2 separate regions of the Homo sapiens genome follow, and region 2 is linked to region 1. A link is an interaction called in ENCODE POLR2A ChIA-PET data of the cell type or tissue named here. Cell type or tissue: GM12878. All regions are shown on one strand. Links, peaks and the distances in the headings refer to the core of each region. The heading gives the core; the rest is flanking DNA.

What was found. ChIA-PET counts read pairs that join two places held together with the same protein. Peaks named below come from ENCODE experiments on the same cell type or tissue, not always from the same donor. Only the 100,000 strongest peaks of a DNase experiment are listed, where the experiment ranks them.
Region 2: POLR2A ChIA-PET joins it to region 1 with 18 read pairs; 1 of 35 experiments calls an interaction of 5 or more read pairs at or near these places.

The regions. Positions count from the first base shown.
Region 1 is chr4:119,661,113-119,665,521 of GRCh38, forward strand. No RefSeq gene overlaps it. Among named protein-coding and RNA genes, the nearest start is that of PDE5A, 35 kb to the left of the region's middle. In GM12878, for the core only: no CTCF peak of the experiment used is centred there; no DNase peak of the experiment used is centred there; H3K4me3 peaks cover 1,148 bases; H3K27ac peaks cover 999 bases.
Region 2 is chr4:120,763,730-120,768,138 of GRCh38, forward strand. All of the region lies in intron 13 of PRDM5 (PR/SET domain 5), which reads right to left. Among named protein-coding and RNA genes, the nearest start is that of PRDM5, 160 kb to the right of the region's middle. In GM12878, for the core only: no CTCF peak of the experiment used is centred there; a DNase peak (open chromatin) is centred at 2,136.

The sequences.
Region 1 (4,409 bases), core at 117-4,116:
TAATGGGCTATAAAAATAGTTCTCTCCCCTGTCCTCCCAAGGATATGATATTATGCTTATTCAACTAACAATTTGAGGAAGATTATCTTCCCTCAAATACATGAAGAGGAGCAATGAACAAAGCCATGTGTTTTAGGCACTAGAATTAAAACTAGTGAAGCCTAGTGCATATCCCATTTATCATGCAGTTTATATCATGAAGGAACTTATCACTGCTACAATTGGCATGTACATTTGTAAAGTCTAGGACTCACAAGTACGTCTGTAAATGGAAGATCAAATCCAGAGTTCCTGCTGGTATTGCATCATTTGTTTCAATTTGAATGTATAAATCAATCACATATTCACAGTCCATAAAGTTGATCAGAGTGCAGCCTGGAGGATAAGGTTTTATGGTTCCAGATATTGTCAGATCTTTCAAGTTTGGTTTGTATTAAGTCATCCACTGAATGTCATATTTTTAGAAGAATTTTTCTTTCAGTGCCAGTTGCATTCAATTTCTGTATGGGAGAAGAGGCATTCTGACCCTAATTAATATATTCAGTGAGTTCCAGAGGTCCTATGTAATATAACATATTTTCATAATAACTTTCAACAACATTAGAAGTCAGGGATTTAAAGTTCTCTCTCATCTTGTTTACTTCATTTTACAAATTCTTATTATTAGAATGATTTTAGAACTCTAATTTTGGAAGTAATACCTTCTAGGACCAAGACCAAATTTTGCAAAACAGATGCCTGGCTGTGATCTTGGTCAAATTATGGAATCATGTAAAATCTCAGTTTTCCCATATATAAAATGGGTAATAATAAAACAGCAAAGCCTCCTTACTTGAGCAGGATTGATACTGGAAGAAAAACCCGTTTAAAATGTATCTACCTCAAATAGCATAAAAATTGTAAAGCAAATTGTAAAAAGTTTGAAAACTCATCTTAAAAAATTTGAGCTAGACTATATGAAAATGAATTCATTCTAATTCATAGCTAACATTGCAAAAGGTATGTTATTTCTCAGCAGAAATGAGAATGAATCAGATATTAATTTTTGCTATATTTTTTGGGATAAAATTATATGATGATATGATAGACAATCTTCACTTGAGACTTAGCTTTTAAAGCAGGATAGAAATCTCTTAATATTTAAATTATTCTTTGTGAAGAACATATCCTGTCGACAATTTTAATTTTCTCTTTTTCAGTAGTTAGCTACTTTAATCTCTGCCAGATCCTCATTTGTCAATGCTTCAGCCAGTGATGTGAACAGAATTCCAACATATTTTTTTATCCATTTCATGAATCTCCTTCTTTATCAAGACCTGCAATTGTGCCTTGCTGTTGGTTTTCACTGTGTTTACTGGATGTTTGATACAATGAAGAAGAAACTGAGGGACAAAAACGTTGGCTCTTGCACTGGGATAGATGCAGGCATTAAGTGAGAGTGACATATGTTTGAGTAGGAAGCCATTCTACAAGTGGGGAAGTCATTAGTTAATATCTCATGTTATAGTAACTTTTACTTTCCTCTTAACCATGGGGACCCAGTAAATGATACTAATATAAGGTCTCTGTAACTCACCTAATTATTGATATGGTTTGGATCTGTGTCCCTGCCCAAATCTCATGTCAAATTGTAATCCCCAGTGTTGGAGGTGGGGCCTGATGGGAGGTGAGTGGATCATGGGGGTGGATCTTTCAGGAATGGTTTAGCACTGTCTTCTCTGTGCTGTTCTCGTGATGGCAAGTGAGTTCTCGTGAGATCTGGTTGTTTAAAAGTGTGTAGCACCTCCCCACCCCAACTTCCTTCTGCTCTGGCCATGTAAGATGTGCCTGCTTCCCCTTTGCCTTCCACCATGATTGTGAGTTTCCTGAGGCCTCCCCAGAAGCAGATTCTGCCATGCTTCCTGTACAGCCTGCAGAACTGTGAGCCAATTAAATGTCTTTCTTTAGAAATTACCCAGGCTCTGGTATTTCATTTTAGCAGTATGAGAGCAAACTAATACAAGTATATTACTGAGAAAACTAAATGAGAGAAAATATCTAAGACACTTAGCACAGTGCCTGACATATATTCATTAAACTATACATATTAGTGATGGTTATTACTATCACTATTTTACAAACATTCTCTAACAAAGGCAGTTAACTATAAATGATTAATCTTTGGGGCACTCACTTAGCAGAGTAGACATAACCATCTAGTACTTCACAAACTTTTAGATTCACAGATCACTACAGTGACCTGAGTCACCTGCTTCATTTATTTAGCTCACCAGACTTTACTGCCAGAAACCAACAGACAAAAAATACTTTTCAAAAACCCAGCCTATTCATGCTGTAGCCCAACCTACTCATGCTGTTTTTCTCTTTAAAGGGAGGGCATAGAAGGCAGAGATAGTTTAGGATTCTAAGTCAGAGATTGAGAAGGAGAATGGCTTTGGGCTAAATCAGTGACTGAATGAGGGATCAAGACAGTGTGTCAGCAGCAATTTCTTTTACAGACTTTGCCTCCTTCCTTTCCTCTCCTCTTTCTTTCTGTTTCAGTTTGTCTGCAGTCCTCGGAGCTAAGATAAACATCAAAAATAAAAGTAAGATTCAATAACAATTTTTATTATAATGACTTTTATTTGAAGTTGTGGAGAAAAGAGGCAAAAAATGAAGATAATTGGAAAGACAGATAACCCAGGCTGAGAGCACGCAGTGCTCAGATTCTGGATGTGCAATCAAAATGACCTGATAACAGATAAATTGAACCTGATATAGGATGGTTATCACTTATTTAGTTTGACCCCCCTTTCTATCCTTACTCTCTCTCCTAACTTTATTTTTAAAATGTGGGTTATCAGATCAGTAGATATTTTAATTGTCTGGTTCAGTGCTTCTCAAAATTAATGTGCGTAAGATTCACCTGGGGATTTTGGTAAAATGCAGGTTCTGACTCAGTAGGTCTAAGTCCGTGTTTCTAATAAGCTCCCAGGTGATGTTGATGCTACTGGTCCTGGGCCAAGCACACACTTTGAGGAACCTAAGAATCTAGTATATTCGCAGGAACGTTCAGTGGGATAAAATTAAAGGCTTTCTTGATGTGTAAAGAGATTAAATGTAGTACAGTTTTCCCTTTACTCCCTTTATCAACATTACTTTGCCATATATCAGGAAGGGAAATTAAACTGTTCTTTCTAACACTATTTGGGCTTGTACAACCATGCAAATTACTCTATTTTTGGCCCTTCAAGGACATTTCAAAATGGTGATGTTCTACTTTCTTTTCGGGGTGTTAACATTAAGCTGACTCATCCAATTTTGCTTAGACAAAATTGTGAAAGTAAATGGTCTTTGGTTTTCCTGGTTTCCAGGTTACCTTATGATGTCTTGCCTTTTCTCCTCAATGATGGCTCTACACTTGTTCTAATTAGAGAGCAAAGAAATAATAATAATAGTGTAAGACAGAGGGGAATGCAGTATTAAGTTCCTATTATGTGACATATACTGCTGCAAGTGCTGGAGACACAGTGATAAAACAGAAATGTGTCTAACTGCCTTTTCACTTTAATCCAGTGAGATGCATATTCTTTTCATGATACGAATGAGAACTCTGTGAGGTAAATAACTCAGCAGTGCCACCTGGTAAGTGGCAGAGCAGAGCTATGAATCCAGTTCTTTTTGAATCCAAAATTCTTGCTAAAGCTCCTGAACTCATTCTGAACAGGAATTTGCCTACCCCCTTACCGCAATAAATAACTTAGAGGTTTTGCATTTTTTACCATTCAAAAAATGTTCTATTTCTCTTTCTTATCCTTTCAGAATAAAACTGCTGATGCTTTAGTGACAGGTTTCAACATGTTTTGTAAAAAACGATCCAAGGAATTCAAACATAGAGTATTTTCAGATTGCTTTACAATTCAGTTGTTTTTCTCATTTTACTGTGATTTCCTATGTTTGATATTTTTTAAAAGACAAAGGAAAATCCTACTATACACAGAAATCAATTCAAAGTGGTATTGTAATCTAAATGTGAAAGGTAAAATAATAAAGTTTACAAAGATAACCCAGAAAACTATCTTTATATACGTAGACTAGAGAATGCCTTCTTATGCAGGATACAGAAACTACTCATCATAAGGTAAAGTATTGATAAATTGAATTATATTACATCTTCTGTTGATAAAAACATAGTATTAAGAAGTAGAAAGTCAAGCCACAAAATAGGAGAAGATATTTTCAACACATAAACCAAAAAAGGACTCTAGCTGGCATATTGAAAATAAAAGGAATATCAAGAATTAAAAAAATTAGCCAGGCATGGTGGCATGTGCCTGCATTCCAGCTTCAGGAAGCCAAGGCAGGAGGATAGCTTGAGCCCAAGAATACAAGGCTCTAGTGAACTCTGATGGCACCGCTGCACTCCACCT
Region 2 (4,409 bases), core at 73-4,072, 1.1 Mb after region 1:
AAGTTTTATTTAACCCAATATTTATGAGTATAGTTGGTGAACCGTGGTCATGGAGTAACTAAGCAGTTAAACCTTAGGTGCCTGCACAAAGAGGAGTTTCCTATAAATAGTGCCAGCAAGGAAGTATCAAGAGTATATAACGTTGAGTAGCAAGAAACCCATAAAATTATTGTCTCTCCCATAAAACTAGAGAAGATTAAAAAAAAAAAACAGCTAGAGAAGATATAAAACCTTCCCCAGCCTAGAAGCATAGTGCCGATTTGCAGAAAAACAACACAGAGAGTTATTCTTGGTGGAAAAATGGTAGCAACAGCAGAAGAAAGCACAAATTAGGGGAAATCAAATCTCCTTTTATTTTCCAAAGGAAAAATGTTGGTGATGCAAGTTTAATAGAGGTATGCTATTATCTAATAATTTACCAATAGATAAAGCTGTTCAAACAGTTGATGTAAACTGTGGCCTAGGCCATATCCATTTTTGAGGACTCCAGTATATAAAAAAAAGAAGAAATGATAAAAATATGAACTACGTAAATGACAGTATATTTTAAATGATCTATCTTATTAGTCTCTGTGATGATATTATTAATTCATTTGGTTATTGTTCATAGCATTATATTCCAGGACAAATGTCACTCTCTCACTTTTCACTCTGTGCCCCTTAATCCAACCTATGACAAACTTTGACATAGCACTATAATTTTTACATTAGAAAATTAGGGCCTCTGATATTTTTGAAGAAAGAAAAAATAGATAATCATATTACTAATGAAAGCCAAAATGAATGTCTGTCTCTTAAGTTGTTAGATATACTTGTCATTAACCCAAAATCAACTGAGTAGGAGCTGAGTATAGAAAAAAAAAACAGTGGAAGAAAGGGTACATTCCATTGATGTGGTTGTGGATCTGAAATTATTTAAAGTGTCAACATAACACTGAGACATCTAAAAACATGCAGTTCAAGACTTTGCTTATAAGAAAATTCCATTCAAACATTTCTTGGGGAAAACCTGAAGCTTTTGAAGTGTGATGCTAAGGAAATCATTTATTTCTATGTCAATTCTACTCAACGTTTCTGTTAACTCTTAGATTATCTGCAGGTAAGAGAATATTTGATTTGGTTTAATGTTAGTAATGAGACAGAAAATAAATATAGCAAAATAAGTTCTCTCTCAACATATGGAGGTCATCTAATTCTTATTAAAAATGTGCTAAAATGTTGTTTTAAAATGTTTACATTTTCGTTTGTGTTTATAATTCAGTAATCATCTAATTTTTTAATAATTTTATTATTGCTCTATAATTACTTATAATTATTTAAAGCTATTGTTTTTATAATGTTGGACAAATATTCTAAAAAGAATAAATTATTTCCTTTAAAAAAGCATTCAAGGAAAAAGAAAAACAGTGGCTAAAATCCAAATACGATCAAATAATAATATACTGATTTTTTATATCTAAGCTGATCACAGGTATTTATCCAAAAAATTACATGTTTCCTAAGACAGTGATTTATTACTATATTCAAATAACAATGTGTAAGCAAGCCTAGAACAGAAGGGCCTACACAGTCGGTATCTATTAACACAGAAAGCTGGTTGGAACTGTAGGCAAGTAATTAACCTTCTGGCCCAGAGCTTTAAAAACCCAAAAGCAGTTCCTAGAATTTCTTCCATAATTTATGAACAACTGATGGAATTCATGTCACAGTCCGTGGATTCCCTTGCTGAATTAACCTCAGCTCTCACTGACCCTAAGAAGCTATAAACCAACAGGAGACTGTGCTCTACTATTTCAGCTGACCCACAGAGTGCCATCTCTGTTGTTTCAGCATAGGAAGCCGGATGATAAATTACAGAGCTGCCCGCCAGGCACAATCCTGAACATTCCCCTTCAATGAAGATGACAGCAACACACTGTACATGCACATTCACTCACCCTAAACCAGCCCTGTTTGACAGCAAATCCTCATCTACATTCTATAGATGATCTATATTCTGTAGCTAAAGTTTATGAAAAGATAAGCATAATGACACTGGGAATAGAGGGTCAAACAGTGTATCAAGGGAGTATGAATACCTGTGACTAAATACAGAAACAAACACATCAGCAATGTTAGCAGCAATAGCTCACAGTATCACATGCTTACATTGTGCAGGCACTGTGCAAAGTTATTTATATCTTCATTTGTTCCTCAAAACAACACTATGCAGTTGGGACTTTTTTTTTTCTTTCTTTTTTTTTTTTTTTAGACAGAGTTTCACTCTATCGCCCAGGCTGGAGTGCAATGGCACGATCTCAGCTCACTGCAACCTCCACCACCTGGGTTCAAGCGATTCTCCTGCCTCAGCCTCATGAGTAGCTGGGATTGCAGGTGTGCACCACCACGCCCAGCTAATTTTTGTATTTTTAGTAGAGATAGGGTTTCACCACGTTGGCCAGACTGGTTTCGAACACCTGACCTCAGGTGATCCCCTGCCTCGGCCTCCCAAAGTGCTGGGATTACAGGCATGAGCCACCACACCCAGCTGGGACTATTATTATTCCATTTATCAGAGATGAGGAAACCAAGCTTCAAGGAAATTAGCCAACTCATTAATGTTCATTCAAGAAGGAAATAAATAGAATGGAGTTTGAAGCCCATAATCTGACTCCAGAATCAATACTCTGGATATAAAGGTGGCATTAAATAACAATGTATTACAAATACTAATTTTACGGTAGCAAAGTTTCTCCATAGCTGGAGTTAAGTTCTCAGTTGACCATAGGTAACAAACTATAGTTTCTATGTTAAAGTTATCTTCAATTGGTTGATATATCAACAAGAAAATATTGTCAAACATGATGAAAGGAGTGTATGTAGTTCTATGGTATGTTCAAGAGTAACAGCAGGGGTCAGGGGGTATGTCAAAGAATAAGAAATAAAAATATCAGCAATGTGATATATTGGAAAAAGTTTAAGCCTCGGTTTAGTTCTAGCTGAACCACATACAAGTTTTATGACCTTAGGCAAATCATTGCACTTTGCTTGGCATTATTTCAAATAAGAGGCTTGAACTAGATTTCTGAAACCCTTTCTATTCTAAAGTCAAGAATATTATTTTTTATTCTAAAAAAGCAGATGCCTTGTGCACACTTGCCACATTCTCATTCTAATTACCAAACTGTGCAGAATGAATGGACTTTAGAAGGTGGATACAAGATTTATAAAAAATAACATTTTCAAGGTTAATGGAAAAAACAAAGTCTTGTCAGACTACAGAATGGTGGTAATGCGAACAAGGGGGAAGAAGGAGGATGCAGAGCGGAACGAAGGGGAAGCAAGGATACAACCAGTTGGTTATTTAAGGTAGTGAAGGATAAAATCAATCATAAAATGAAGGAATTGAAGGATGTTTTTAATTTTAGGCACTATCAACAAAAAATAAAAACATAAATACTAAAATTCCTCCCACGACTAACAGGTAATAATCCAATAGCTAATTTATCACTGTCTTGTAGAATGACCGTTAGTCATGAGCCAATTAACAAAAACACTTGTTTTAAAAAAAAAATAATATGTATGAAGGAGACTGCCTTTAATGTTCCATAAAAGAATACTGTCACTGTACTGGACAGGAAATGTTGAAAAACGCCAACTGGCAAATTGGAAGGAAAAACCATAAACTGGAGTCTTATTTCCTCTTCATAAAACTGAGTGTTATTTGATATCATAAAAAAGAAATTTGATTTCCGAAATTGTTGATGGACAGTTTGAATACTATAAAAACAAAGTTAAACTGACACCTTCAGGCATACTTGGTATGGGATTAAAAGACTAACTCCATAAAAATCTCATCACATTGCAGTATATTCAAAGGTCCAACTGCCAATTAGTAACCATTTCCTAGAAATAAAAAAAGGGAAATTTAGTAAATATAACTTAATCATTATTTCCTCTGTATGTTACTGCCCACTATAAAGCTGACTAGCAGAAAATGAACAAGTGAATGTGTGATATGGTCTGGCTGTGTCCCCACCCAAATCACAAATTGTAGCTCCCATAATTCCCATGTGTCATGGGAGGGACCCGGTGGGAAATAATTGAATCACAGGGTGATCTTTGCTGTGCTGTTCTTGTGATAGTGAGCGAGTGTCACAAAATCTGATGGCTTTATAAAGGGGAGTTCCCCTGCACATGCTCTGTTGCCTGCCGCCATGTAAAATGTGACTTTGCTCCTCCTTTGCCTTCTGCCATGATTGTGAGGCCTCCCCAACCATGTGGAACTGTGAGTCCGTTAAACCTCTTTCCTCTATAAGTTACCCAGTCTTGGGTATATCTTTAATAGCAGGGTGAGAACAGACTAAAACAATGTGAAAAGATCAATCAATAAATAAAAACATCATTTGGCTCTAAAGCATAAAACTTTC